Regions from separate parts of the Homo sapiens genome. Here region 1 is linked to region 2. A link is a loop called in an ENCODE intact Hi-C map of the cell type or tissue named here. Cell type or tissue: K562. All regions are shown on one strand. Links, peaks and the distances in the headings refer to the core of each region. The heading gives the core; the rest is flanking DNA. Region 1 has its middle 160 kb from the start of DAAM1. Region 2 holds the start of CCDC175 (coiled-coil domain containing 175).

The links. A loop is a pair of places that touch in the nucleus more often than their neighbours do. Peaks named below come from ENCODE experiments on the same cell type or tissue, not always from the same donor. Only the 100,000 strongest peaks of a DNase experiment are listed, where the experiment ranks them.
Region 1: it touches region 2 in a loop (3-fold over the local background); 9 of 110 quality-filtered maps call a loop at or near these places.

The regions. Positions count from the first base shown.
Region 1 is chr14:59,021,319-59,036,896 of GRCh38, forward strand. No RefSeq gene overlaps it. Among named protein-coding and RNA genes, the nearest start is that of DAAM1, 160 kb to the right of the region's middle. RefSeq lists a silencer at 7,414-7,463. In K562, for the core only: a CTCF peak has its summit at 7,449 (motif pointing right); a DNase peak (open chromatin) is centred at 7,443.
Region 2 is chr14:59,568,681-59,584,258 of GRCh38, forward strand. It overlaps CCDC175 (coiled-coil domain containing 175), which reads right to left and starts at 8,132. Exons shown (of 20, transcript NM_001164399.2): 1 at 7,939-8,132; 2 at 6,263-6,348; 3 at 4,022-4,133. The coding sequence starts at 8,095. In K562, for the core only: a CTCF peak has its summit at 8,174 (motif pointing left); a DNase peak (open chromatin) is centred at 8,151; H3K4me3 peaks cover 380 bases; H3K27me3 peaks cover 519 bases.

The sequences.
Region 1 (15,578 bases), core at 3,998-11,997, 550 kb before region 2:
ATATAATCTCATATTGGCACATAATGAGATACAAAAAATTGACATAAGTTTGATTTTAAGATGAGATATTGGCTAGGTATTATTAATCATTCTATTTATAGCTTGGCCACCTAGCTTCAAATATGTCATAGTTTAATGATAACATGGCTTTGTGGTCATAAGTCAGCTTTTTCTGGTGTGAGAAGGTTCTGGGTTCCTGGAGTATAATCTGAATTTATAGTAGAAATTTGAGAGTTAGGTCATAATCACAGCCTTTTATTTTGGAAAATTTATTTGAAATAGCATTAAAATGAGAAATATTACAGATATATTCTTAAGCAAAGGTAAAAATAGGATTACCTGAATAGATGGATACATTTTGCTCAGGTGTTGCCCAGGGGTCTTTCTGTTGAAGCAAAGTGAAGCAAGCAGTGTGGTTACTGTAACCACAAACATCTTCCTAGAAACCAATTGTTTTATCCTATTTTGTTTCTCCATTGGACTTCTAGACTTCTGAAAGAATAAAGAAAAATTTCCTCCAGTTCTTGAGGTAAAGGAGAAGTCTCTGCCTCTACTATCTGGACAACTGGAACTCTCTCTCTTTAATCTCTTGAATGAGAAGGGGTGCCGTCTTCCAGGCTCTGGGGTTATGCCCATCCTTCCACTGCATGATTGAGAAAGGTGCAAGGAGAGCCTTTTGTTTGAGTCCTTTAAAAGCTAGAATGTCCACAAGGAAAGAGCTACTGGACCTGGAGACCACACAAATGAAGTAACCTGAGATTTAAAAAAAATATATTTATGTTCTGAAGCCAGAGATATATGCTTCAAGTACTTGTTTAATTGGTAGGTTAGGGGATGTTCTAAGGCTTTCATTCATTCATTGAATGAGCATTTACTGAAAACCTACTAAATGTTGCATACCATGCTAAATATTCAAAATAGGAACGAGAACAAAAGAAACAAGTTTCCCCCTCTCACAGACCTTACAGACATTAGAGATAATTTGTATGAAGATTCTGTTAGTTGTAGGGTTTAGAGCAGCCACAGGGTGGCACAAGTTGGCATTGGAGCTGGGCAGAATTAGGATCAGCAGGTCGGTTAGAATACGCAGCCATCAGTGACTGCTTAGATGGGGATGTGCCCCCTCAAATGACACCAGAAAACAAATGAGATTTTGTGTGGTCAGCATCTAGAGACTGGCAGGAATTGGACTTTGGACCTGGAATAGAAGCCGTGTCTCAGGACTTGGAATGGTCCTTTCCAGAATGAAGAAGGACACTGTGATTACTTGCAGTTGGTCATTGAGATGCAGGCAGATCTTGAGCTACAGAAGAGATGACACCACTCCATGTACAAAAGAGTGGGAGACAGAGGGAGATGGAAACTGTAGCCCAGTGTTGAGACCTTCTATGTCCCCTATGTCACTTTCTTGTCCAAAGTGAAGTGAAGGACCCCCATAGTCCCAAAGCTTGCCATAGGATACCAAAGCTTCTTAAGTCTCACTTTGAAGTCCATCTCCTCTATAGTGATGAATGTGTTTCAGAGTGGATCAGATGAAACACATGTGGCTTTCATTGAGTCTCCAGATAAATGAAGTGACCCACTAAATCCATTCGAAAGTTTATTATCTTTTATAGCATCACTAAATGAAATATCATAGGCACCAAAAGTATTGATTTCATTAAGATAATTGACAAAATTTGTCATGATCTCCTTGTGGATAAGCTTGAGAAACTGGATAATTACGTGGCAAAATCTTGAGATACAAAAAAATGTATCTCAAGAATACTGATAAATTAATCAACGCTAATCTGGACCAAGGTTTCTCAAACTTGAGTAATCTGTGGGTCCCTTTCAAAGGAAAAATATTCTCATGAATTTCACCAATATTGATTTGTTTTTATTGTAATAGTATTGAAATATTTAGACCCAACCCTAGAAATAAGTTCTTTATACTTGCAAGTTTTTTTAAATCAAAACAAATACATGAATCAAATAAAAACATAGTTTAAGTGAATAGTATTAATTTAACATGGCAGATAATATTGTTTGCTGACAGTAAATCAACTGGTGCTGAATTTAACATTAAAATGATGAGGGTTTATGTCAGATTCTACGCCCTGCAGCATTTTGGCTTCTCTTTCTAATACAGAAAAGACTTGCTCACATAGATATGCTACACAAAATGAAACTTCAAACTTCAAAAATTTGTTTGATAGTTTAGGTTAGTTAGTTGGACCTTATAGTTTATCAAAATCCTATAAACAAGAAATTTTTACATAAAAATTTTAGTTAATTAGTGAAGATTAATGTTAAGGCTAGTATTTTTAGAAAAGTGAAATCTGCATCAAGTGAGAATTTACTCCATTTATTTCTCGATATGGAAGCAGAATTTCTTTATATTTATTATAATATTTCCTGCCAAATTGATACTATAGAAGAAAGATATTTTTGGAACTAAGTGTTCAATCAACATCAGCATTCATTGAGCGTCTTTCTCAAACTACTATGTGCTCTGTGAATATAGATCTCATTACATTTCCCTATTTCAGCTTCTGGAAACCTTTCTTTTTTGTGGGCTGCCATGAAATTATTTGGCTTTCACACAGTACAAACACAGTGGCAGGCACAAATATAAACTTGGACAATGAGAAGGAAGTAGCAATCTCAGTTTAAGACAATTGCCAGATGATAAAGAATATGCTCATATTATCTTTAAAGATTATCATTTAGTGTAAACCCATATTTAAAATCCTGGCTCCAAATTCTCAGTCCAGAGTGAATAACTATCATTATTGTTTTGTTGCTATTTACTTATTTAAAACATTTGGTTGGCAACATAGCCAAAAGAAAGGGGCTGTTGCTGGAACAAGGATTCAGTCTTTTTAGTCTGATGCTGACTAGCCAGCTCATATTGGGTACTCTGTACTTGAGTTTTCCTATCCACAAATGAAGTTGAAACCTTCTAGAATTGCTGGGTGAGACACAGGACTTTAAATTTTAATTCAGTGGATGTCTATTATATAAAATTCCTGAAGTAAGTCTTATGGCATTATATGCCAGTGCTCTGAAAACCAAACAATGCTGCACATATCTTAGATATTATTTTAATGTGAGCCAATTTGAAGAAAACTAATTTCTCAACAATAAAAAAACCCAACTACCTCAGAAATACAACATTAACTCATGGCCCCTGCGAAATTTTCTTTATTATTCTACCACACTATAGTGATTAGTCTCAAATGAGATTTTCTGCAGCTGAGAAAAGATTTTGAGTGCAGATTCTTTACCTGGAATCCATGGATAGGCTTCGGGCAGTATTAGCCTCTGAATATGCCTGCAATATTTGCAGTGTGTGCATGTGTATTTGTGTATGCATGCACACACATCTAAAGGGAAAATCTTTAGATTTGATCAAAATCATGATGGTGTGTAAAGAATCAAAAACTATATGAGCCACTGTTTGGGGATGAAATTCTTAACTCTTAGTTCCAGTTGAGAATTAACACTTTACTTTGACCTGAAACTCAGCTGTTTTACGGAGTCATTTTTCTGGGAATGGTGTCCATGGTATTATGGTACTTAGTCTCCTGATCATGGTACGAAGTATTGATTGATTTAATATGGGCAGTTTGTTCTTTCTGCATCGCTATCAAAGATAAATTGGGACTATAAGTTGAACAATGATATACCTTGCAACCATTGAGCTAATGTTGTTGAATTGTGTTACTTAATTTGGAATTATAGCCGAAAATAGGTGATGCTCCATAAACATGTGCTTGATCTTTATAGATGAAACAAACTCAAGCCACAGGGCATCTTTTTAGTTAAGTGAATATGAGTCAGTATTTATCTGGAGACCAACAGGATTTCAGCTGGATCTGGCCTTCAGTTATTTTATTTTATGTTATGTATGGTGAGATCATAGATCCTAACTGTACACTTTAGTTTTGACAACAGCTTACACCTGTATGACCCATACGCCTGTCAAGATACAGAACATGACCGTGATTCCAGACAGTTCCTTTGCTTCTTTTCTCAGGAATCTTCTCTCTCAAGACTGATCTGGTTTCTTTCATTGCTAGCTAATCCTTTAATTATTGTAGAATTTTGTTCTAGTTTCTTATTTAGAAAATCAATTGTTATATTGGCATAGATTACTTTTTTTCAGTTTGTGCTGCCTAGAGTCTTAAAGATCTTTGGAGGTGGCTGGGGAGCCACTACCAGAGGATTGGAAGAAGGGGTGAAAGAGGATCTCAGATATTTTAGACACTTTCCCAACCCCTCCTTCAAGTGGAGTAGTTCCCTCTCTGAACTCTTTTATAAACTGGAATTCCATGTGGGGTTTGGTTTTAAAAGGGGGCTCTACCAGGTGCCTATGAATAGTGGATTGGATAAAGAAAATGTGGCACATATACACCATGGAATACAACTCAGCCATAACAAAGAATGATATCATATCCTTTGCAGCAACATAAATGCAGCTGGAGGCCATTATTCTAAGTGAATTAACACAGAAACAGAAAACCAAATACCACACGTTCCCACTTCTAAGAGAGAGCTAAACATTGGGTAGACATAGACACAAAGATGCGAACAATAAACACTGAGGATTCCAAAAAGCAGGGAGGGAGGAAGGGGAACACGTGTTGAAAACCTGCCCATTGGGTACTATGTTCACTACTTGTGTGTCAAGAACATTAGAAGCCCAAACCTCAGCATCATTCAGTAGACCCATGTAACGAACCTATACAAATACTTCCTAAATCAACAAATTTTAAATAAAAAGGTGTTCTACTTATTTTAAAAATTTATCTGACATAGGTCATTGTGCCAAAAACAACTACAATGTTTCAGTTAAACTATTATATAATCTGACTCTTGAAATGACAGTTAAGACTTCCTAAGATCCAAGGGAGGAAGTAATGGTTGGCAGCTGTGCAGAATGAAGGCTAATGAAATGAGGTGGCCCCACATTGAAGCCAGCAGCAACAGGACTTGGGAAAGCAATTCCTCAGTGGGGGTAGCCTTCCCTGAATGTGTCTTTGAAGTCACGTAGAGGAATTTGTTAATGATGCTCGTGCATTTTCTGCTATGTTTTCTCTATTTCTCTTGTAAGGTGACCATTTTGACTGTTTCAGGTCAATCTTGTGCCTTAAAATCAACTGGACTCAGGAACTGGCCAGAATCACTTACGAAAATATCTAAGTTTGGAATTGTCCTATTTTCTCCCCCAAATGCAAGTTCATTGTTTTGTGAATTACAACCTAAGGTCTATCTGTGCTAGGAGGTTTTGCTTTAATAGTAGAAACTGTAAATTATATACACTACAAATGTTCTCATATTTTCTGTCTTCTCATTATGGAAGACATTATGCCAATTACTCAAGGATCTAGAACCAGAAATACCATTTGATCCAGCAATCTCATTACTGGGCATATACCCAAAGGAGTATGAATCATTCTACTATAAAGACATATGTTTATTGCAGCATTATTTACAATAGCAAACACATGGAACCAACCCAAATGCCCATTAATGATAGACTGGATAAAGGAAGTGTGGTACATATACATCATGGAATACTATGCAGCCATAAAAAGGAATGAGATCATGTTCTTTGCAGGGACATGGATGAAGCTGGAAGCCATCATCTTCAGCAAACTAACACAGGAACAGAAAGCCAAACACCGCATGTTCTCACCATAAGTGGGAGCTGAACATTGAGAACACATGGACAGAGTGGGAAACAACACACACCAGGGCCTTTTGAGGAGTAGGGGGTGAGGGGAGGGAACGTAGAGGACAGGTCAATAGGTGCAGCAAACCACCGTGGCACACGTATACCTATGTAACAAACCTGCACGTTCTGCACATGTATCATGGTTTTTTTGTTTTAGAAGAAATAAAGAAAAAAAAGTTCTCATATTTAAGATAGGTCAATAGAAGAAACTATCTTTAGAATACAATTTATTTTTCTGAATTATCTGCTACTAGCTAAGTTTTATAAAGGGCCCATTAGAGAAGCATCTTTGTTGGTTGGTTGTTTTGATGCTGTATTCCTTTATTTCCCCCCAAAAAAGGGCATACATAATAATATTTTATATTTATATCTTGATTTACAGTGTGTAAAATGTCACATCGGTTTGTCATAACAACCCTGCAAAATATGTATTATAATGTCTATTTTAAAGATGAATAAAGTGAGATGCTGTGAGGTTGAGTGACCTGGTCACAAAGGTAGAGAGCACTAGAGGTCATACTCGTCCTAATATCTAAATCATTAGTATAGGCCGGGGGCGGTGGCTCATGCCTGTAATCCCAGCACTTTGGGAAGCTGAGACAGGCAGATCACCTGAGGTCAGGAGTTCAAGACCAGCCTGGCCAACATGGCAAAAACCCATCTCTACCAAAAAATACAAAAATTAGCCAGACGTGGTGGCGGGCACCCATAATCACAGTCACTCGGGAAGCTGAAGCATGAGAGCCACTTGAAGCAGGGAGGCAGAGGCTACAGAGAGCCGAAATCGCGCCACTGCATTATAGCCTGGGTGACAGAGTGAACTCTGTCTCAAAATAATAATAATAAATTAATTAATTAAAATAAATAAATCACTAGTATATGTCATATATCCAGGACCTAGTATCATTTACCTGCATTCTTTAAAAAGTACTGATGTGTTAAAAGACAATGAGTAGATAACTGTTCTTAATGCTAGACCTCAGTCTTACCCCACTTACTATTGTCTTGCAATGAAATTAAAATATTTAAAAATTTTAAAAGAATGTTTCCATGCAGAAAGGAGACAAAATCATTCCTCAAAACTTGAGAAAGTTCCAGGCAAAGGGAAATGATTAATTTCTCTTAAAGCAGATCAGGTCTTTCATCTTGGCAAATTACTCTGAATTAGAAGTCTTCCCTAGATTGTAGATCAAACTTAACAAGGCTCGCTGAACTAAGAAAAGGCATATTTGACTGCATGGTGAGAAAAGTAAAAAATAAAAGACAAAGGCTCCTGCGAAAAATCTCCCTGCAAATGCCTGTAATACACACAGTGAACAAGCCAAGCTTTGCTAACACATGTGCCCAGCCTGATCATTGGCGCCTGATGAAGTGGCATATTATAAGCGAGGATTGAGAATATAATTTTTAAACAAATAATCACTTAACTGAATGCACCATTACTTAGAATATACACTTCCTATCAAAGAAGAAAGAGCATTTAGTCACACATGAGGAGCACCAATGCTGGAAGGGAATAGAGTCTAGCAGAGCATAACATTGCAATCCTGGGGGCAAATTGGAGCCATAAATCTGGATGAGTCACTGAGGGCCTGAATTCCTACAGCTATCACAGATGAGGGTAAAGAGGAGAATAAACAGCAGAGAAAACAGATGACAAAGGGTGAGACTGGGCAGCTGGACAAAAGGCTGCACACGTTGTTAGGACCCCGGGAAGCCACAGGAGGGCAGCAGAAGCAAGTGGCACAGACGTAAGTTACAGAGCGTCCTTTCAGGAAGGGTGCATTTTAAAACATATCAATCTGTCACAGAATCTAGACTTCAAACCGCTGGAAGTTAGTGGAGTATTTCTTAATGGCTCTTATGCCATTAAACTGAACCCAAAACAATGTTTATATGCAATCTAAAGATTCAAAGGATTAGGTAGGAGAAGTGAGTCTGGTGAAGGGATTTTCTGAGCAGGGAAGACAGAAGGTGCATTCTTCCTTTCATTATTTTCTCATTGTCTGCCATCATGGGTAGAGTATTCATGGACCAGTAACTAAGAATTCAGGACAGAGGCTGTGGCCTTTCTTAGAAGTAGTGGCAAGCAGGCAGCTAAAGATATGCTAACAACCTCAATCAGAATGTAGAATGAATGAAAAGTGTATCTGAGGAAATTGACAATTGATTGACGAGACTCCTTAATTGCTCATTAAAATTATACCTGGGGAGCTACAATGAGGGTCCCTCCAGAAAGGACCCTCTTAGCCACTTCTTGTGCTCCCATGAGTTTTTAATAATTGTATGAATAAAAGAGCATAGATTTTTGCTTAATCACATTTCTTTTCAAAAAGGAAAGTGAGAATCTATTACTGAAAAAGAAAATACCATTCCAGCATGCCATCTAAGTAGTGCCCAAAACAGACCTGTCATTATGTTAAGAGCTAATTTTGACCTATGGATGAACTTCTTTACTTCAATTTAAGGATAGAAAGCTCAACTTTTAAGGATATGGGTGAATCTGCCCTATAATGTTGGGACAGTGAGTAGGAAAATACTTATTTTGTTCAGGGAATGTATTCTTTTCACCCTTTCCCCTTGAGGCTTGAATTTGCTTTTTCATCTTTATAAAAATCTGATAAATTATCAAAATAAAATAGGCATTAACCAAGAATTCCCTTTCTAGGAAATGATTCCAAAAATTAATCAGATGCAAAAAGTGATGTATGTTCAAGGATGTTTTGAGGAATGGATGTCCTATTTACGTTTGAGAAAATGGAAAATAACCTCACATTTTTATAATAATAATAACAATAACAAATCTTTATTGAATATTAACTTTGTACCAGATCCTACTAAGCCCTCTTACTTGTTTCTCACAACAAGCCTAGCAGGTAGGTGTTATTACTATACCCATTTTGGAGATGAGAAAGCCATGCCTCCAAAAGGTTAAGCAACTTGCTGAAGGTCACACATCTAATACAAATTGGAGTGGGGATTTTGGTTCCAGAACCCATAGATTTAACATCTATATTATATATCTTCTTTTTATATAACAGAATGATTAAATATATTTGGGTACATCCTCATAATAGGATATTTTCCAAAATTAAACATCGTGATTTTTGAAAAATAGTAATGCAAAATGAAAAACAATATAATGTTAAGTGAATAAATCAGGATACAAAATAGTAGGTGCAGTATGATTTCAATTGCGTAAGATTCAAAAGAAAAATACATGTGAACATGTTCAAAGTGAACATGTTTCTGGATGGTATATTGAAATTCTTGTCTTTTCATCTTTTCGTATTTTCTAGTTCTTTATATGAGCATACTTTGCTTCTATAATTATGAAGTTATTGTGTAGCAGATGCACAGTGAAGAGAACTTTTGCATTTTTATTCTGTAAGAAAATTTGACATAATGAATGCTGTAGTTTGGATATGGTTTGTTTGTCCCCACCAAATCTCTTGTTTGAATTTGATCCTCAATGTTGGAGGTGGGGCACAATGGAAGGTGTTTGGGTCAGGGGGTGAATCCCTCATGAACAGATTAATGCCCTCCCTCTGGGGCGAGTGAGTTCTCACTCTATTAGTTTCCATGACAGCTGGTTGTTGAAAAGAGCCTGGCACCTCACCTCTCTCTCTCTTGCTTCCTTTCTCTGCAAACCTGTGATCTCTGCACAAGTCAGTTTCCCTTCACCTTCCACCATGAGTAGAAACAGCCTGAGGCCTTCACCAGATGCAGATGCCCAATCTCAAACTTTTTCAGCCATCAGGACTGTGAGCCAAATAGTCCCTTTTTATTTACAAATTACCCATCCTCGGATATTCCTGCACAGCAATACAAAATGGACCAAGACAATGAACTTGACAGTTGCTTAGGAATTTGTAGGCAAATTTGCATGAGTCCAAACATTTGGTGGGAGGTGAGGAACAAGAATCTGACTCCTATCAGTAATTCATAGCTACTGAAACTTGTTGGGGAGAATTATGGTGGCTTAACTAAGTAGCAGTAAAATGTGATTGAGGCCCGTAAATAAAATCACCATGAGGGTGGAAAAGAGCTGGGGTTAGCGGTTGACCCCTGCAATTGTGAACCTTCCCATAGAGACAGTATGTCCCAGTTAGGATGCCTTTGCCTATGAATGACACAATACCCAGCTAAAATTGGCATAGGTAATAAGTATATTACTTTCCATGAGAAGCTCAGAGGCACAGTGGTTCCAGATTTGGTTCAGCAAACTAATATGCGCAATGAAGCCAGATCCTTCCAGTCTTTTCTCTCACCATTCTCAGCATGTTGACAACCTCTCCCCTCATTGTCTCATAATGGTGGCAGTAGTTCCAGGCATCACTTGGAGATTTGACCACATTCAATGTGTATGGAAAGTTGTTTTTCCTCCCATGCATTTCTTCTTACTAAGAAAAACCTTTTCCTGAAGCCCCTGATATATTTCCCATTGTTCTCTATCAGGTAGGATTATATACTAGCAAGAGAGTAGGAAAGGGGAATGGCTTTTGGGTAGGCAACATCCATTATCTGCACAAGTTGTTCTGGGTGATGCAGGGAATAGTAGAACTTCACCTGGTCCTTCAGGTGAAGGAGCTGTGTATTCAAGCATTGTAAATTGGGAGCCCCAGACAGATTTGACATGGAGCACCTTGGATGCATGTAGCAATGACTGGGAATGGGAATCAGGGACCAACCTCCTGAATGAGATAAAGGTCAATCATCCTGAGACTTCCGGGTATTACAGGAGAGAAGGCGCTGGTGGGATTCAAGTGATTTAATGGGCACATTTAAAGGAAATGTGGGATGGGCGTGGTGGCTCATGCCTGTAATCCCAGCACTTTGAGAGGCCAAGGTGGGTGGATTGCTTGAGCTCAGGAGTTCGAGACCAGCCTGGACAATATGGTGAAACCCCATCTCTAGAAAAAATACAAAAATTAGCCAGGTGGAGTGGTGCATAACTGTTGTCTCAGCTACTCGAGAGGCAGAGGTGGGAGGATCGCTTGAACCTGGGAGGCAGAGGTTGCAGTGAGCCAAGATCACTCCACTGCACTCCAGCGGGCAATAGAAGGAAACCTTGAAAAGAAAAAAGAAAAGAAAAGAAAAGAAAAAAAGAAAAGAGAAAAGAAAAGAAAAAGAAAAGGAAAAGAAAAATGTGACCATACATCATGCTGGTAAATGGGATGTTGAGATTACATTTTGATAGAAGAATGAAATTATCTAAGAGGACATGTTAGCAAGATAATATGGTAAGATAAACATTTTATATGAAATAAAAAAATAATAATTTGATTGGTAAATAAGGCAAAGAAAGCTAAAAGATTTTTTAAAAAACAAGCTGAAACAATACCAGCAAATGCATACATGAAGAATAAAAAATAATTTGGCTAAAAGAAAATGTTAGAAGAATAAAAAGGATCAAATATAGTGATACACAAAGTCAATTAAATGTATACATTTGACACATTAAAAAAAAAAAAAAAATAGAAGAAACATTCCCCAAAATCTTGGGACTCATATAACTTTAGTTCATTACCCTTCGTGTTGTGGTAATTAGAGAAGGCCAGCAAACATTTTTTTAAAAAATTTCTTACATAAGTCTGAAACCTAAGAAAGGATGTCCCCATAGCCTCTTGCTGAAGTTGGTTGTCTCTGGGCTTTTATATTTTTACCGTTCTGGAAAAAACTGCCAACTTTGGCCCAGCTCCAACTGTTCTTCCTTGCTGGCCCCAGTGGAAATGTGGTCACTGCCTTATTCCTGCTCAGGCAGACCAACCAGTCCACATTCAGTTCTTGCTATTTTAATAAAGCCATCATTTTTCAACAGAAAATTCATAATTGAGCAAATCATATGCAAATCACATCCACACCTGGGGAATTCTGTTTAGTCCACAAAGGACAGCTACCCAATTTGCAAGCACAGCATCTAAATAAGGCTAAATCAAGAGTAATGGCACATGTCAAATTCCCAAATGATATGGTCATCTTCTCCCTGTGTTTCTTCTAGGACAACAGCACTCTGTAAATTTTTGAGGCTTAGCAACTCTGCTTTATTTTTAACTTTTCTTTGTTCAGTCTCCCCATATTAACCCCTTGCAAAAGCTTCTGTGGCCACACAATAATAGCAGATGCTGCTGTTGAGTGCAGGTTCAATCCTCTGTTTGAGTCCTAGATAGGTAATGAGTTATAGTTATTCCTGATAATGGATATTTTCTAAACTCTTAGCCTTGAAACTTATAACCTTTAAATAAATATTAAGTGAAAGTAATACTTCTGTTACATAATATGTTAATTTTAAAAATTAGGAAATACAGATAATTATGAAGAAAAAATCAAAACCATTTTGTTAACATATTGAGATAGGACTTTTTTGGCTTTGTAATGTTGTGTGTGGAGGCACACTTTCATTTACTGTTTCAACATTCAACAGATATTCATTTTGTGTGTTCCAAGCACTAGAAACTAGGTGTAAGGAATATAGCGCTGAAAAAAAGCCTCTTTTCGCAGGGAGCTTACTTTCTAGATTCTCTTCACAAAAATGGAATCATTCCATACCTACAATTCTAAAGCCTGCTTTTATTCCATTTAAAGTATATTGCATGCATTATTATGCTAAGTATAGATCTATGCAGTATTTTCAAATGACTGCTTAATAGTTCAGCATTTGCTCCATTATGAATCTAATTCCTTAATAATAAAGTTTCCAATGTGTTCTGTTATTATATTTATATTTTATGTTTATATTTTATGTTTATTTACTTATATAAACTTCACACTCCAGTGTTCTGTTTTGTTTTGTTTTTGAGACAGGGTCCTGCTCTGTCACCCAGGCTGGAGTGCAGTGGCAATATCGCAGCTTACTGCAGCCTCGAACTCCAGGGCTCAAATGATCCTCCCACCTCAGCCTCCTGAGTAATTGGAACCACAGGCGCATGCCACCATGCCTGGCTAATTTTGTTTATTTTTTGTAGAGACAAGGTCTCACTGTGTTCCCCAGGTTGGTCTGTAACTCCTGGAATCAAGTGGTCCTCCCACCTCAGCCTCCCAAAGTGCTCGGATTACAAGCATGAGCCACCGCGCCTGGCCCGTACTCCAGTGTTTTGAGTCCTAGCTCATATACTCCTTTCCAAGTGAATATGTAGATCTACTTTACCATTATCTTTGTATTTCCTTGCATGGATAGTCCATTTTTAAAAAGCAGCTCCCAATTAATTGTTATCATAAACAGCAACAAATATCCTTGTGCATGTACTTACACACATTTATGTGAATGTTCATTCCTTTATTTAAACACTTTAAAATTGAAATACATGCTTGGTATAAAAATTGTAAGTACAGAAGTGTATTAAATGAAAAGTATAAGCTACATCCTATCCTTTCTTCCTACTCCCAGTTCAACTCCTTGGAAGTAAACCACAGATATTCTCTGTACATTTATTTTTCATATGAATTTCTTCCACAGATCCCATATGTGCTACCTAGTGTGTTTGATCATATAGCATCCATGCCTTCTCTCCTTCGAAACTGCACCCTGATTTTCAAGAATACCTATTCTTCCTGCACTAAATCTGCTCCAACTACTCCAGCTCCCTTATTCTTCGCACAGGTTAAAACAAATTAAAACTATTCCAGCTTGTGGGCCTGTTCACTTGCTGCTTCCATGGCCTTGAAAGCTTATCCTCAGATCCCCTTAGCTCCCTCTCTGAACATTTTAGGTTTTTGCTCAGTTTTTATCTTGTCAGTGCAGTATTCCATTACAACCCCATTTACCCCATTTAAAATGGCAGCCCCAGCCCCACGCCTCCCATCTCCCTTCTTGGTTCCACTTTTCTCTAGAGCATTATTCGTCATCTGACATTCTGTTTTCCTTATCTGCACATTTGTTTATTATTTGAATTCACCCATTAGAATGTAAGCTTCATGAGGGTAGGAATTTTTGTCTCTTTTGTCCACTGTTATATTGTTCATGCTAGAACAGTTATTACAATATAATAAATAGGTGCTTAATGAATATTTAATAGATGAATAAATAGCAGTGAAGGGCACACATAAGTTGAGGGCTATTTAGACATTAGTTTGAGTCTCAGCTTCACTAAGGCTATAATGATAGCTCTGTGATCTTGGACACATTTCTTAATTTATCTAAGCTTCCATTTCTTCATCTGTAACAGAGGGTATTCAATTTAATTGTTTCATAGGGTGTTATGATTATCAACAGAGGTTCCATCAAGAAAAATGTTTAGGGCAGTACCTGGCACATAGCAAGCACTCAACAAAGCATTTCTTCCCCTTCCCCTCCTCCTCCTCCTCCTCCTTCTTCATCTCCTCCTGCTCCTCCTCCTCCTGCTCCTCCTCTTCTTCTTCCTCTTCTCCTCCTCCCTCCTCCCCCCTCCTCCCCCTCCTCCCCCTCTTCTCCTCCTCCTTCTTCTTCCTCCTCTTTCTCCATTTTGTTATTATTATTACAAGATAAATAGCATAATCATGTTATTTTTTTTCCTTAGAGTTCCAAATTTTTGCATAGCACACAAAGCATGTGGAACCTTTCATGTGCAACAAGCTTGACTCATGTCACCCTCCAGTGTATCCTAGCATTGCAATGCAGGTAACACTGCCAAATCAAAAGTGTCCTTCTGCTTTGCTCCACCAGAGTAATTTGCTACTAGGGCAGTCATTTGAATATGGGGACACTGTAGCCTCCTTCTACATGGTAGGGAATAGCCATAAAGATTGGTCCAAGTTTAGAGTTGCTCATGTTAATGAAAACCTGGAACCTGGGACAGCGCCAGCATTTCTATACTAGTATGTAAAGACATACCTGAGACTGGGAAAAAAGAGGTTTAATGGAATTACAGTTACACATGGCTGGGGAGGCCTCACAATCATGGCAGAAGGCAAGGAAGAGCAAGTCATGTCTTACATGGATGGCAGCAGGCAAAGAGAGAGAGCCTGTGCAGGAAAACTACCATTTTTAAAACGATCAGATCTCATGAGACTTATTCACCACCAATAGAACAGTATGGGAGAATAATTTAATTATCTCCCACTGGGTCCCTCCCACAACACGTGGTAATTATGGTAGTACAATTCAAGATGAGATTTGGGTAGAGACACAGAGCCAAACCATATCAGTTTCCTCGACTGTTTAGTGATACACTCTTTTAGTTATATATACTCAAAATATATAACTATCCCATTCCTAGTTCACAGCAGCAAAGGACAAATTAGCAAAAGAAGAAACTCACTTAGTTTCTTGAAATTCAAGAAAAGAGGAAATGACCCATTCGTGTTTCTCACAGACTAATTCCCAGAAACTACTAGCCAAGACTCAGGCTCCAAGTTTAGGCATTACCATATTTTTCATTCACTCAACAAAGTTTTTTAAATAAACTCTATGGGGAAGTTACCATAAAATATGCCATGAAGACTCTTTCTGCCTAAAGATAATTGTTACTAGTTATAAAAGTCATAAAAGCTGTTTATTGAGAAATTATTGTTTCAGGCATTCTAAGCAGGAATTTAAAATGATTGGGGTGTAGCAGATATGATGAAATCTACATTACAGATAAGAAAACTGAGGTTCAAAGAAGTTACCTATGCAAGGTCACAAGATAGATTGTGACTGAGCCAAGAGTCAAACCCAATGCTGAAAAACTCGAAAGCCCGCAATTTTTGCAACATTTTATATTGCTTCTGAATATTTTAATCTAGAGGGGAAAAATATAAAAGCTTATCAATAATATAAATTATATGTAAGTTATTCAATTGCATCCAAGAAGCATTTATTGAGGATATAAAGCACTATTATGCATTTGAAGGAGGTATAAAGTCTTGAATAAGATAGTCTACCCAGATCTTCTTTAGG
Region 2 (15,578 bases), core at 3,824-11,823:
TACATGGGGCTTCTTTATGCACCCACACCCATGCATGTATAACCCAGAAGTACAAGAGGTAGGGCAAGCATCAGACCAGTGATAGACAGGAGCTGGTGCATAAATATTTCTCCCTCTCTCGCACTGATAGATAGTCCTGAGAAGAAGTAACACTGGGTCTTGGGGGCTTCTTCTCATAATTAATTAGTTTCAGTTAGCAGCAGCCAACATCATAATCCACCCCATATTTGCTCTCCCTTGACCTTGCTTTGGTCTCCTTATCCCATCCTCCTCTTTGGATTATACTCCCTAATAAAATAATAATGCAAAAGCCATTGCCTCAGGCTCTGCTTTTTGGGGGAACCCAATGTATTAAAGAAATAATTATTCATCCATAAATAATAAGTCAGTGTAATCACGTATGACTTCAAAGGATTATCTCAGTGCATGACAGATGGTCAATATGCATGAATTTTTGAACACTGCTGTTTAGGAAGGTGCTGGACTACTCATTTCTACACAGCAAACTCCCTAGAAACTAGCTGGTAGCTCTCCTGAGAGAGCTAGGACATTTTTTTTCTAGGCTACTAGTTAAATTGCTTGTTGCAGCAGGCTTTCTCAAACTTTGTGTCTCAAATATGCACATACATCATCTGGAGATCTTCTTAAAATGCAGCTTCTGATACAGTGGGTCTAGGGTGGGCCCAGAGATTCTGTATTTTCTCACAAGCTCTTACATGTTGCTTATGCTGCTGAACCAAAGACCACACTTTGAGTAGCAAGGACTTACGACATAAGGCCAACTAACTAAATTTGCATGGTTAAGCATTTAGCATGTATCAAGGACCTTATAAGCTATTATGGTATTTTCCCCCTTCTAAAATATGTTTTTCTGATTATAAAAGCAACCCAATCTAGAAACTAAAGAACAGCAAACAAAGAAAAAGAAAAACACTCTTAATTCTACCTTTGGTGTAGATTCTTCTAAATCTGATTTTCTTTCCCTGCATGTATAGTTTGTTGTATTTTCCCTGGCAAACTAGACTAACACCAAGCATATTTTTTTAAACCCACTCTATCAGTCAGGGTCCAATTAGGAGATAGAAATCTCACAGTAAATTGAAAAGGGAAAGTTTAATAGAATAAACAGAGGATTAGAGTAATTAGAGTATTAGGGAATGGGTGGTAAGAAGTGAAGAGAACTTGAAAGCATTCAGAAATAGCAGACCTAAGGAGTAGCCACCATCCCTAGGGCTGAGATACGGTGCTCAAGGAAACAGCACCTGGAGACCTGGGAGCTAGGCCTCATTAGAGAGGCTGCGTCTCATTAGATCGTAAAGAAGTTCATGAAATGCTGGGCTGATGGAACTTGCTGGAAATCTGCTCTCTGGGGGTGTTAGGGGTACCTGCCCACAGAGAGGTGCCATGCTTCAGAACTCACTACAAAACTACCCAAGGGGGTGCCAGAGAAGCTCTTCATGCAGAGGTGCCTCATTGGTGGCTGAAGCTACTCAAGGGGTACTGGTGGAAGCTGCTGGGCACTGTGGACTGCTGGATGCTGCAGGACCATGGCCTGGAGAAGTTGCACACACTGCAAGAGTCAGCCAAGCTGAGCACACTGGAATCAGGAAGAGAACCCCTTCCTCCTCCATATCCCTCCTATGCCCTCTGCTGACAAAGCTGAACATTGTGCCAGCTGGTAAAGGGGAAAATTTACAGGGTCCAGCTTCCTTATCACAAAGTAGAGGCAATAAATGGCTAACTGGAAAATCTACCTTTTTTTTTTTACTTATTAAGACCACTCTTTTTAGGTTGGGCTCTCTGGGAAACAGATTATAAAATGTGTGTGTAGAGCATTTATTGGGTAGTGCTCTGAGGAACATCTCTTTGGAGGAAATAAAAAGCTGGGCAGAGGAGGAGGTTAAACTGTGATGAGCTTTGGAGCTATGATGATGCTCTGGAGTTGTTCTACATTGAGGCAAGGGAGCCAGACCTTTATACCCTCATAGTGACCAATCATGAATGCGGGTGGCAGGCACTGGGGAGAGAACATAACTTGGAATTAAGCCTCTCTCTTTTGTTTTTGTTTGTTTTTGTTTTGAGATGAAGTCTCGCTCTGTCACCCAAGCTGGACTGCAGTGGCGCAATCTTGGCTCACTGCAACCTCTGCCTCCCGGGTTCAAGCAATTCTGCCTCAGCCTCCTGAGTAGCGGGGACTACAGGCATGCGCCACCACGCCTGGCTAATTGTTTTTTGTATTTTTAGTAGAGATGGGGTTTCACTATGTTGGCCAGGCTGGTCTCAAACTCCTGACCTTGTGATCCACCTGCCTCAGCCTCCCAAAGTGCTGGGATTACAGGCGTGAGCCACCTTGCCTGGCCCCTTCTCTCTTTTGTTGAAGGTAATTCCTGGAGAAGAACTCAGCCAACAACATTCCTGGCTTCTGGAGAAATAAAGTTTGACCCTTACCCCAAATATGAAATTTACCTAAAAAAAAAAAAAAAAAAAGAGATCGAAGACCTAAACATAAGAGCTTAAACTGTAACACTCTTAGAAGAAAACATAGGGAAAGCCTTCATGGCATTGAATTTGGGAATGATTTCTTGACTGCATCAAAATTTAAAACTTTTGTGCTTCAAATGTCACTATCAACAGAGTGAAAAGGCAACCCATGGAATGGGAAAAAAATTTGCAAATCATATATCTAATCAGTGGTTAACATTCAGAATACATAAAGAACTCCTACAACTCAACAACAACAAAAAAGAACCTGATTAAAAGATGGATAAAGGACCTGAGTAGACATTTCTCCAAAGAAGATGTACCAAATGGCCAATGAGCAGACAAAAAGAAGCTCAACATCTCTAATCACTGGGGAAATGCAAATCAAATCACAATAAGATACCACTTCACAGCCATTTGGATAACAACCAGATAAAACAAAAACAAAAAAATCTGGAAAATAACAAGTATTGGCAAAGATGTAGAGATACTGGAACCCTTGTGCATTGTTGGTGGAAACACAAAATGGTGCAGCCACTGTTGAAAACAGCAAGGCAGATCTCCAAAATATTGAATATATGACTCTGTAAGATCTGACCCCAGTAAAAAAAAAAATTGAATGTACAATACAATCTAGCAATTCTGCTTATGCATAAATATACAAAAAAAATTGAAAGCAGGCACTTGGATACAGGTGGAGTATCCCTAATCCAAAAATCTGAAAACTGAAATGCTCCAAAGAACATTTCCTTTGAGCATAATTTTGGAAATGCTCCAAAACCCCAAACCTTTTGAGCACCTACATTATGATCAAAGGAAATGCTCAATGAAGCATTTCAGATTTATGGATTAAGGATGTTCAACTGGAAAGTATAATGTAAATATTCCAAATTCAAAAAAAAAATCAGAAATTGGAAACACTTCTAGTCACAACTGTTTTGGATAAGGGATGCTCAACCTGCATTTGGATACCATGTTCATAACAGCATTATTCACAACAGCTAAAAGATGGGAGCAACCCAACTGACAATTTGCAGATGAATGGATAAGGAAATGTGATAGATACCAACAATGGAATATTATTCAGCCTTAAAAAGAAAGGCAGTTCTGACACATACAACAGTATGAATGAACCTTGAGGATATTATGCTAAGTGAAGGAAGCCGGTCATGAGGACAAATACTGTATGATATTACTTATATGAGGTACCCAGAGTAGCCAAAACTCAGAGACAGAAAGTAGAATGATGGTTTAGGCCAGCCAAGTTGCCTAATTTAATTGGATAAATACCAATTTGGAATGGGCTGATCCATTTATCTATAGTCTATTTAGAAACCAAATTATATAAATTCAAGTGTTATATATACTATTTCCACTTAAAATATAAAAGAAAATTATTACGGACCTTACTGTGTTTGTGTCATGTATGCTTTCTAGCTCTATCTTACATGAGCAATAACTATGAAACTTATCTTGTTGAAAGTACTTCATTCTGTTATAAGATCAACTAAATTTCTAGAGTTGATAACCTCAAAAGTACCTTCCAATTCCCTCTTAATGCTATTGGGAAGAGTTTCCAATAGATAGTATAGTTTGTTGAGTTCCATGCTTTCAATCTCCAAAAGATCGATTGTGGCTTTTCTCATTTCTTCCTGAAAATTTAAATTACATTTTTAAAAAGTTAAGACACTAAAATAGTAAGATTGATTTCCTAAACAATGCCCTACAAATGTTTTCAGGGGTCAAAATATAATTTCACTAAATATCTTCTGCCATTATTTTTATTTGGAACAGAAACTGGGAAAAGTATCTACAATCACTATTTAAGGTGTCTGTTAGTTTATCTCTTAATTTCTATTGATTTTATTCTACTGAGAAATTATCTTTTCTTTATGAGTATCTGTTTCTTATATGCAGTTTCAATCCATTTAAAAGGAAAGACTAACAAAAATAGTAATATTGAGAAAGAAAGCTACTTATTAAAATATGGAAATTGCCTATAAAAATATGCTTAGGTATAAAAAAAATGGTTTTCTCATACACACCTACAAACCCAAACAAGTAGGTAAAGCTGTTATTATTACTTTTAGCTGAGGCTACTTTAAGAAAGGAAACACTGCTAAGAAATCAGTTGGTGGGAAAAAATAGATAAATCATCTTTTAAATAAACTGTCATAATAGCTATAGCTATTTTATGACCTGAGAAACTGCCATTATATTTTATGAATTATAAAAAGCAGACTATATAATTACATATATAGCATCATCACTTTTCTGTAAAAAATGAAATTCAATGCAGTTATCACCTATACCCTGAAAATAGAAAGTATATTCATCAGCATTAATAGTGATTATTTTAATGTGGTCCTTTTGCTTATCTATTTTTTCTTAATTTTTCAAAGTCAACATGTATTACTTTTAAAAATAAAAGGATTGATCTGGTTTTTTGTTTTTTTGTTTTTTTTTTTTTTGAGATGGAATCTCACTCTGTTGACCAGTCTGGAGTGCAGTGGGTCAATCTCAGCTCACTGTAACCTCTGCCTCCTGGTTTCAAGCAATTCTCCTACAAGCCTCCCAAGTAGCTAGGATTACAGGCTCCCGCCACCTTGCCAGGCTAATTTTTGTATTTTTAGTAGAGATGGAGTTTCACCATGTCTCGGCCAGGCTAGTCTCAGACTCCTGACCTCAAGTGATCCACCCATCCTGGCCTCCCGGAGTGCTGGGATTACAGGCGTGAGCCACCATACCCAGCCTGATCTCTGTTGTTTAAGAGATTTCACGGCTCAGATATTAAATGAATACAGACTAGATACTTTAACCACAATAAATATTTTGGCCTCTTAAAATCCTAGCGAAAGACATAACTGAAAGAAAGAACCAAGCAGGGAAAAATGTTTTCACAGCACCACAGAGCTGCACAACACACATGATCCCTCAGTGTTTACGTGTACCTACTCAAGTAGGATTGTAAAGTATGATTATGTAGTATAGATATATATATGTGTATAATTATATAAAATATAAAGTAGTAAGAGTTTTATCAGCAGTCTGTGGATTCAAACTCATTTACAGCCATATTTCAACATTTTTAGCAATTTGATATGTAGTAAATTCTTATCCAATATTTTTAAATAAAATGGAGAGCCTTCACTACTCTGACTGTGCCAAGGAAGCATTGTCAATGTGATCCTTGGCCGAACAGAGATGTCTGTGACACCTCAGAAGGAAATTCTTTAAATATTTCTTCAACATGTCTTTGATAGGGGCCAGTTAAGTGTAATTGAAAGAGTTTCTCTTTGTTTTCACTAACAGTACCGTCTACTTCAGTGGAACATATGTCAAATAATCTTTGACCAGTTATGCAAGGAATTGCTTACAGAGAACTGAGTTAATTAGCACCATGCTTGCAATTTATTCCAGAGATTGTGTGTTTGTTTGTTTTAAGCAATGCTTATATATTGGTGTCCCAAGCATTTGCCCATGTGGTCCACCTCTTAACTGAACCGTATTATCACCCACATTGCTTTCTCTAAATGAGCTTGCCCTCATCCACAGCCATAAGCCCATAATTTAGTTTTCTTCATGGAAAATCAAGTAACAATCCACAGTTGATCAATAATTGTGCAAATCCTTACAAAATTGAGAGAAAAATATTTTTAAGTTCAGGGTAACTATATTCCCTAGTCATCTACTTAATACTTTGAACAGAATTGGTGCGAAATGAAAGTTTGAAGAAATATGTGGAAGATTGAAGAAATGGTTCTTATAGATAATACAATACCAATTTCTTAACAGCTACAGCAATGTCCTTAAGAAAGATCTTAGCTTCTTCATTACATTTAAAATAGTCACTTTGCAGTGATTGTTCTGAAAAAAAAATTAGAAAATAAAGATCTCTTATTTATCTATCCAAATCCTACTTAACCTTTTATGATCTAGCTCAAATGCTTACTCGGCTGGAAGTTACATCTTCAGTCTCTGAATTTTTATTGTACATTACACTAATCTCTTTTGTACTTATTTCCTATTCCATAATGTTATAATTTAGGTATATATTTTATGCTCCTTGAGGACAAATGTGCTGGAGATTTACATATTAATATTTTATAACTCAGGGCAAGAGGGTGTAATGATTTTTTTTTCCTATGAAATATGTTCTGAGTGTCTAGACATTAACAGAAAAATGTATTTGTACATAAGTACTAGGGTTGCATTGGCATGCCGATCTAGAGATCAAGTATGAAAAGAGTTCAAGGTTCTAGGTCTGTCATTGACAGTGACCTCAGATACATGTGAATAATTTAGGTCTTAATAACTTTAGGTCTCCTCAGTGGGTAACATTCCTTTTTTTTTTTTTTTTTTTTTTGAGACGGAGTCTCGCTCTGTCGCGCAGGCTGGAGTGCAGTGGCACCATCTCGGCTCACCACAACCTCTGCCTTCTGAGTTCAACGGATTCTCCTGCCTCAGCCTCCCGAGTAGCTGGGATTACAGACGTGCGTCACCACGCCCGGCTAATTTTTGTATTTTTAGTAGAGACGGGGTTTCACCATGTTGGCCAGGCTGGTCTCAAACTCCTGACCTCAGGTATCCACCCGCCTCGGCCTCCCAAAGTGCTGGGATTACAGACATGAGCCACCGCGCCCGGCCAACATTCTTCATGATAACATTTACCCAAGCATATTTGCTAAGAATTGTGAAATTAACCTAGCGCATTTAAGAAGGAAAATAAAAACTATCCCAAATTAATAGTAACATTGTAACATAAATCAATACGATTATCTTGAAGAAATGGGATGATTCTAGTGAAGCACTGAAATGTTTTGTTGTTTGGCCTAAACGGTTTTTGCACCGAACAAGAAACACCCTTTCTTGGATTGTCTTACCTTAAGCTTAAGTGACTTGATTACAGGTTCAGCTTTCTAACTGAAAAATACTTTAACCTGGCCCTATCCAAGGTCATTTTCTATTAGAATCTCCTAAACAACCCTTTACATCTAATTTTTCTTGCTCAACACAACAGAAGCCTCTTAAACACTCCCTTTCCTATTTGCTTGTTAAATTCTCCAGTTTGCCACGGCAAAATGTCGGAGGAAGTTAACTTGTAAAGGAACGGCAAGAAGAGAACTGAAATCGAAGGCATAATCTAAATGCAGGTGTGTAATCAGGTCGCAGGCATAGGGCAGTGGCTTGGGAGTCCCGGATTTGTCACCTCAGTAATTTAACTACTACTGAGGGTTGAGCGAAGTCACCTCAGCTGCGCTAGGGCAGGAGATCTGGGCACTTGGTCCCACCCGCCACCTCTCTCTCCCCAGCCTCCAAGGAGCGGGGAGAAGGCTCTGCCCTGCCCAGTGATGCCCTGGTTCCGGGAGGAGAGTCCCCGCTCAGGGTTCCCGCTGAGTGCCTCCTAAGCGCCACCTCTGAGGAGACGTCCCTTCCAGCGCCCGAGGGGCGTCTTACCCACAACAAACAGCTGCTCCAGCGCCTCGACCGCGACCGAGGAGCCCAGGGTGGAGGGTAAGGTGCATAACTCCAGGGAGGGGCCAGTGGAGACGGCAGCCGCCTGCACCAGCTTCTCGCCAGCGCCCAGCCCTGGGGTCCAGGGGCTCAGGGCCATTTTGCCGCTCTACTTGAGCGCCTCCTAAGCCAGAGCCAAGGATTGCCGGTTGCCACGGGCAACGAGGACACCGAGGTCGTGGGGCGCCCCCTCGTGGCCCGCACCTCTAGTAGGTACCCTCCTGGTTCTCTAATTTTATCCACGATAATTAAGCAGTCTGGGAAGAATGACTCTCTCTTTAGCTAATTTTTCCCCTTTCAATTTCCATTGCGTTAGTTCAGGCCTGTATCTTTTTTGTGGGCCACTGGAATCATAATAATGATCACTTTTGAGCGCATCTTTGTGCCGGATACTGCAGGAGAACCTTTATATACAGTAGCTCACTTAATCTTCACAAGGACTTTGTGAGCAGGCTCTTTTAGTACCTCCACTTTTACAGACACGTAAACTGAGGCGCGGGCGACTAAATGAACGGCTCAAGACCACAAGAGGATAATATTGGATTTAAAGTGACGTCTGGGCCGGGCGAGGTGGCTCACGCCTGTAGTCCCAGCACTTTGGGAGGCCAAGGCGGGAGGATCACCTGTGGTCATGAATTCAAAACCAGCCTAATCAACATGGTGAAACCCCATCTCTACTAAAAATACAAAAATTAGCCGGGCGTGGTGGCGCGTGCCTGTAGTCCCAGCTACTCAGGAGGCTGAGGCAGGACAATCGCTTGAACCCGGGAGGAAAAGGTTATAGTGAACCGAGATCTCGCCATTGCACTCCAGCCTGGGCGACAAGAGCTAAACTCCATCTCAAAATAATAAAATAAAATAATAAAGTGAAGTCTGTATGACTCTTTCTACTATGCTACAAAACCTTCTTTTGTACTAATTTAGAACTTTCCTTGTATCTAGTACATCACTGAGCACATTTTGCCTTGAATCATAGTGATTTTTCTCTGTCTTCCCATCGAACTGTGAGCTCTGTGATGACGGGGACAGGAGGATATTATTCATTTTTCTCTGCATCTCCAAAATTCAGCTTAGCATGAGGCTTAGGTTGAGTCTGTCAGTTCCTTTTCCTCTGGTGGGTTAGAGAGAAGCAAAGGTGATTCAACCCTCCTCTTCTTTTCTCTACAGATGGCAAAATTGAAATTAGAATGATAGTAACAATGACAATAGCTATCAATTGTTAAATGCTTATTTTGTTCCAGGCACTGTTTTAAATACTTTGCAGTACCCCATTTAACCCTCACAAATAATCTTTTGAGCTAGGTATTATTGCCTGCTTTGCAAGTGAGGGCACTGAGCTACATCCTAAACCACTGTGCAACACTGCCTTGGAGGGGACACAGCATACCAGTAGCAGAACTAGTTCTAGAATCCAGGCCTCCTTCATCCAGGGAGTGCCATATTTTGGTGTTGGAAACCATCCTGGACAACATCCTCCTTTTTTGCTGGATTTGGTCTATTGGTATTCAAATCTGTTCCTGCCCTTCTGGGCCCTCCTCTGTGTGGCAGGAGTAAGAAGACTGGATATGAAATTTCCTGGATGTCCTTGCCACCTGTTTTCTTGGTAAGTTCCACTAATGGGAAACACTTGAGGGAGATTAGAAGGCCGAGAAATCATGCATTTCTGCCTCCAGAAGTGGTAGTTTCAGGCTACAGTTGACTGTAGGTCCCAGCAGTTTTGGTGGCTCTAGAAGTGGCAGGAGTAGGAGCCAAGTGACTCCAGCAGTCTCCAGCTGCTCAGCACTATATGTGAGCTTGTGCGTACAGTACAGGTGTTATGGCAGCTCTGATGTCTGGGGTCTTCTTTATCTTCTTACCCTTTGGCTTCTATACCCCTTGTAACAAATTCCTTGTGATATACTTCTCTCTTCTGGAAATATCTAGACTGGACTACTTCAAGGCAACCCTTAAGCTGTCACCAGAAGACTCTTCTTACATATCGCATCATTTGGATCACATTGCTCTCCATTATCTATGAATAAAGGCTAATCTTAAGGGGGCATTTTGTGTCCTCCCCACTTACTGGATTTGTTACAGATTTTCTTACATTTCTCTATTTCCCTTCATGTCTCTAATACTTTCTTTTTCCCTGAACTTTGTGAGAAAGTTACATGTACATACACATACATATGTATAAAGTGGGAAAAGCAAGTTGAAAAAGAAACGTACAGTATTCAATTAATATTTAATTTTTATAAATTAAATATTTTGTGAGAGATGATCAGCTTCTAACTTGTCTCATGGTTCCTTTTATATGGGATGCCCTGTACAAAATTCAACCACAATTTTTCAAAGGAAACTTTATAAATTCTGAAATAGAAATCTAGGCAAACAACATGAATCATCACTTAATAAAAGAAAAAAAATTCCGAGAAACATACGGAAAGAACATTTACCCTCATTAGCATTCAAAGAAAAATAATACTCTCATTTTCTCATAATATTAAGATTAAAAAGAATAATACTTCAAAGTATTGACACTGGGAATATGCATACTATCTGAAGGACAATTTGGAAATTTGTGTAAGGAGCCTTGACATACAGTAATTCTTCTAAGAATTGTTCTTAAAGAAATAATCACAGGTTTGTCCATGGGCATAGGTATGAACTTGTTTATTGCAGTCCTGTTTTAAATACTGAAAAATAGCCCAAATGATCTACAGTAGGACACTGTTGTTAAGTAATTTATGGGACATCCATGCAGTGGAACAATCTAGAAGGCAATCCGCCATGTGGTTAAGAGCTTGGGTTCTGGTGGATTTAAATGCGTTCCACTACTGATTGGATGGAGTATCTCCTGAGACAGCCTCCCAGCTCATGCTGCCAGTGTCTCAGCTCTAAAGGGGTGGTGACGGTGATAGGAGTTCTCAGTTCATAGGATTGTTCAAAGGATTAAATTAAGTGAGCACATGGTAGATACTTAAAAAACACTAATGATAAAGTAATAATAGGGTACCTATTAAGAATAATGGGTAGAAATTTACATGTACATACACATACATATGTATAAAGTGGGAAAAGCAAGTTGAAAAAGAAATGTACAGTATTCAATTAATATTTAATTTTTACAAGTCCATATATCTATAGAGATGTATATAGGTATATCTCTATAAACATATGCATAGAAAATGGTCTGAGAAGAATTGTTCACTAAAATGTTACCTGTAGTTATTCCTGGTTAGTGAAATTATAGATGTAATAGGTAAAATAATGCCTCCTCAAAATGTCCACATCCTAATCCCTGAGACTTGTGAATATATTAGGTTACCTGGTAAGGGGTAATTAAGGTTGTAGAGGAAACTAAGATTGTTAATCAGTAAACTCCGAGATGAGGAAAGTAGCCTAGATTGTCCAGGTGGGCCCAATGTAATCACAAGAGTTGTTTTTTTTGTTGTTGTTTTTTGTTTTTTTTTTGAGACGGAGTCTCACTCTTGTCACCCAGGCTGGAGTGCAGTGGCGCCATCTTGGCTCCCTGCAACCTCCGCCTCCTGGGTTCAAGTGATTCTCCTGCCTCAGCCTCCTGAGTAGCTAGGATTACAGGCACCCGCCACCACGCCCAGCTAATTTTTGTATTTTTAGTAGAGATGGGGTTTCCCTGTGTTTCCCAGGCTGGTCTTGAACTCCTGACCTTAGGTGATCCGTCTGCCTTGGCCTCCCAAAGTGCTGGGATTACAGGCATGAACCACTGCGCCTGGCCACAAGAGTTCTTATAACTGAAAGGTGGAGGCAGGAGAGTCAATATCAAAGTCAGAGAAAGATTTGAAGATGCTAAGCCGCTAGTTTTGAAGATGGAGGAAGGGGACCATGAACCAAGGAATGCAGGTGGTCTCTGGAAACTAGAAAAGGCAAGGAAACAGATTCTCCCTTAGACCCTCCAGAGAGAATTCAGCCTTGCTGACATCTTGATTTTCACTAAGAAAGACTCATTTTGAACTTCTGACCTCCAAAATGGTAAAACAATACATTTAAGTATTGTTTTACTTTTAAATTTGCTTTACTTAAAACAATAAATTTGTATTGTTTTAAGCCACTAAGTTTGTGGTAATTTGTAACAGCAGCCATAGGAAACTTTAGAAATAATGGACACATAAAAAAAGATTTCTCAGCCTTCACTACTTACAGCTGGTGTGCACTTGGCCAAAATGCATGTCCTTTTCTCATGTATTTTTACTTTGGTAACACAAACAGATACATTTATCTTTCAGGCAGTATTTTAAAGAGGACTTTTGCTGAACAGCCAGTATGACATTGAGAATCCTCCAGTCTGGTGCTGACATAGATTTTTAGTTATCATAAAGCAAGTTTGTTTCTGTTTAGCCCTTGCTGCTGTTAGAGCCAGGGAAAGAACCCAACTGATCCTTGGAGTTTGGCCCCTAACTTGCACAGGAATGAATACGATCATATGTTCTGGCAGGTTTGCAGTCTCTGTATGTGAGGTCTATATCGTATTTGATGATAACATTGCTTTTACAGCATCTTTGCATAAATCTAGTATCTCTAGGCAAAGTCTAAACTCCTTGGGCCTAGACCCTGAGTTAGATCAAGGCAAGGTTCCATTCTTGGTAGTTGGGTCAAACATCTCACATATAGAAAGTGGTTGCCTGTTTCACTGCTTTGTGCATGTTATCATTTCATCATCAAGCTTGTTGCCTCATGGTCACAGATGGCTGCTGCAGCCCCAGACATCCCACCCTTGTGCAAAGGCAGGGAGAAGTGGAAAGGAGCCACATGTAGAAGCTCTTCTTCCTTTTCCTCAAGGAAGAAAATCTGCTCAGAGTCCCATACACTTCCTTTTATGTCTCAGCGGCTAGAGCTGGATCCCAAGGCCACCCATGAAAAAGCGGTTAGAGGCAGGGCGCGGTGGCTCACGCCTGTAATCCCGGCACTTTGGGAGGCCGAGGCGGGTGGAGCACGAGGTCAGGAGATCGAGACCATCCTGGCTAACACAGTGAAACCCCGTCTCTACTAAAAGTACAAAAAATTAGCCAGGCGTGGTAACGGGCGCCTGTAGTCCCAGCTACTCGGGAGGCTGAGGCAGGAGAATGGCGTGAACCCGGAAGGCGGAGCTTGCAGTGAGCCGAGATCGCGCCACTGCACTCCAGCCTGGGCGACAGAGCAAGACTCCTTCTCAAAAAAAAAAAAAAAAAAAAAAAAAAAAAAAAAAAAAGAAAAGAAAGAAAGAAAAGAAAGAAAGAAAAAAAGAAAAAGAGGTTAGGACAGTGAGAATCTGAATTTCTAGCCTCCCTGGGGAGGCAGTGGGAGAGAAGAGGGTTCAGAAGAGCTGGAGGTTTTTCCACAGGATGTCAGCCATACATATGTTGTCCAAACTATTATTTATGAACCCTGACATCAGTCCCTTGTGATGCTGGGTGACTTACCTAGCTGGCTGGGTGAATCCTTCTTAGGGGCTGCAAAGGCTTCGTCCTCCCACATTGTGTACTAGTAAGATTTCCCCAGTTTAAGCCTTCAAGTTCGCTTTCCTCCTCGATGGTCTGCAAGAGGTTTATATATTCAACAAAGATTTCCTATCCCTTGGGATTCTCACAGCTTCTAAAGTGTCTGTCTTGTGGTCAGGCTATAATTCTCATCTACAGTGACTCCAGCATATGGGTATTTTTGTGGTAAAATGGCAGGAAGATTATGTTCCCCAGGTAGTGCCAGATTGTTAGAGAAGCAAACAGATGGATTGGTGCCTCTGATGGAGTTATGCCAAACAAGGAAAGCAGGGCATCTCTGAAGAAGAACAGACCATGTCGGTGTTTGTAACAACTGACTAAGAGGATCCCTTTTCCATTTTCTTTCTTTGTTTTTATCTATCTCCAGCAATTTCTTGGGGCTAAACAGGTTTGGGACATATATTGGTTGCGTTATTTGCTAGAGGTTTTAGACTGGCTTAGACTCAAGCCTCCATTCTTCATCTGTACAATGGGATTTTTACATATTGGGATTATGAAGATTAAGCAGAATAAAGATGTGCTTACCGCAGAGCACAGGCTAAGTATTTTTCATCTTTTCCTCCTACCAATGGAAAATAAAAAGCATTTCTTCTGAAATAGAAATGCGACTCTCCTTTCTGCCATCCCTAGGCTTCCTTAAGTCTCTTGGTCGTTCAATCCTTAGTGAAAATTTCTGTAATTAAATCAACCGTCACTGTCACAGAGGTGGGAAATTGGTTTTATTTCCATGCCATTGTCACTGGATGGCGTGTTTGTTGTGTGCCTACTGTGTGCTGTGTCCCGAGCATGTATTATACAAAAGAGACCTATAGGTGGCGCCAGGGGAGGCCCCGCTGAGGAAGAGAGAGGCAAGAGAAAGAGGATGAGGCCTGCCTGGCCAACATGGCGAAACCCCGTCTCTACTAAAAATTCAAAAATTAGCCGGGCGCGGTGGCGTGCGCCTGTAACCCCAGCTACTCGGGAGGCTGAGGCAGGAGAATGGCTTGAACCTGGGAGATCGCGCCATGGCACTCCAACCTAGGCAACAAGAGCGAAACGCTGTCTCAAAAAAAAAAAAAAAAAAAAAAAGGAGGAAGTAGAAATCCGGAGCTGCCAGCTGCTTCCCTTCACATGATCCTCTTTCTAGAGCCCTCCCCATTCCAGGGACTACGAGCTTGGGCAGTGCTGTTTTCCCTAGAGGTTCACTTTCTGTTAATCCGGTCGGCATGTGTGGGGCTTTCTTACATACCAAATAGTCTAATCAGTCATTTGACTAAACACGTGGATGAGATTTGTCCCCTGTTCCTAAGAAGACGGCCTTGAAGGTGGGAAAAGGGAGGATTTTGAAGCACACTTGAGAACCAGGTGCAATTCCCTATGAGAAGTGCGGTACCGTAACTACTGCTCACAACTGCAAGGCATTTTACAGTTTTACAAAATGTACTTGCTTCCATGACTTTATCACAACTCTCTGGGGTGATTATTATCATTATCCTATTTTTTGAAAATTACACTTAGATGAGCGATTCAATAACCTTGAGGTTAACACCCCAATCGTAGAATTGAACAGTGGCATGGAAGGACTTCCGACTCCAGGTTGGAGCACTGCCTGCTCTGCCAGAGCTGTTCTGTGGCCCTACAACCAGGGCAGGGAGTTGGTGCTGGGTTGAGGAGGGCACTCCGCATTCTACAGGATGTTAGCAGAGCCATGGAGGTGTGGCCAGTGAGCGTTAGGTGCTTGGAGAGGAAAAGCAGAAGCCCAGCCAGAAACTTGGGTAGTGACTTCATTGTGAGGAGCCTGAATTCCAAACTGAGGAGTTGGATTTTATGCTGCAGATAATATTGCTGTGAATATGGTGCTGATGAACAGATCAGGCTGCTCCCTGCTGGTAGCTGCTTGGTAATAAATCAGTTTATTTCTGCCTAAGGTAACATTTTATGGTAGGATAGGATATCACTTCACAGGCATTATGATTTTTTTCAAGTGAGAATTTGCAGAGTAATTAGAAACTAAATTAGGCCTGAAACAACCAATGCCATATTTAGCAAAGGTACCTTATTTCATTTTATCATTGTTATCTTAAATTACGTTTCAGGGGCCATCTTTGT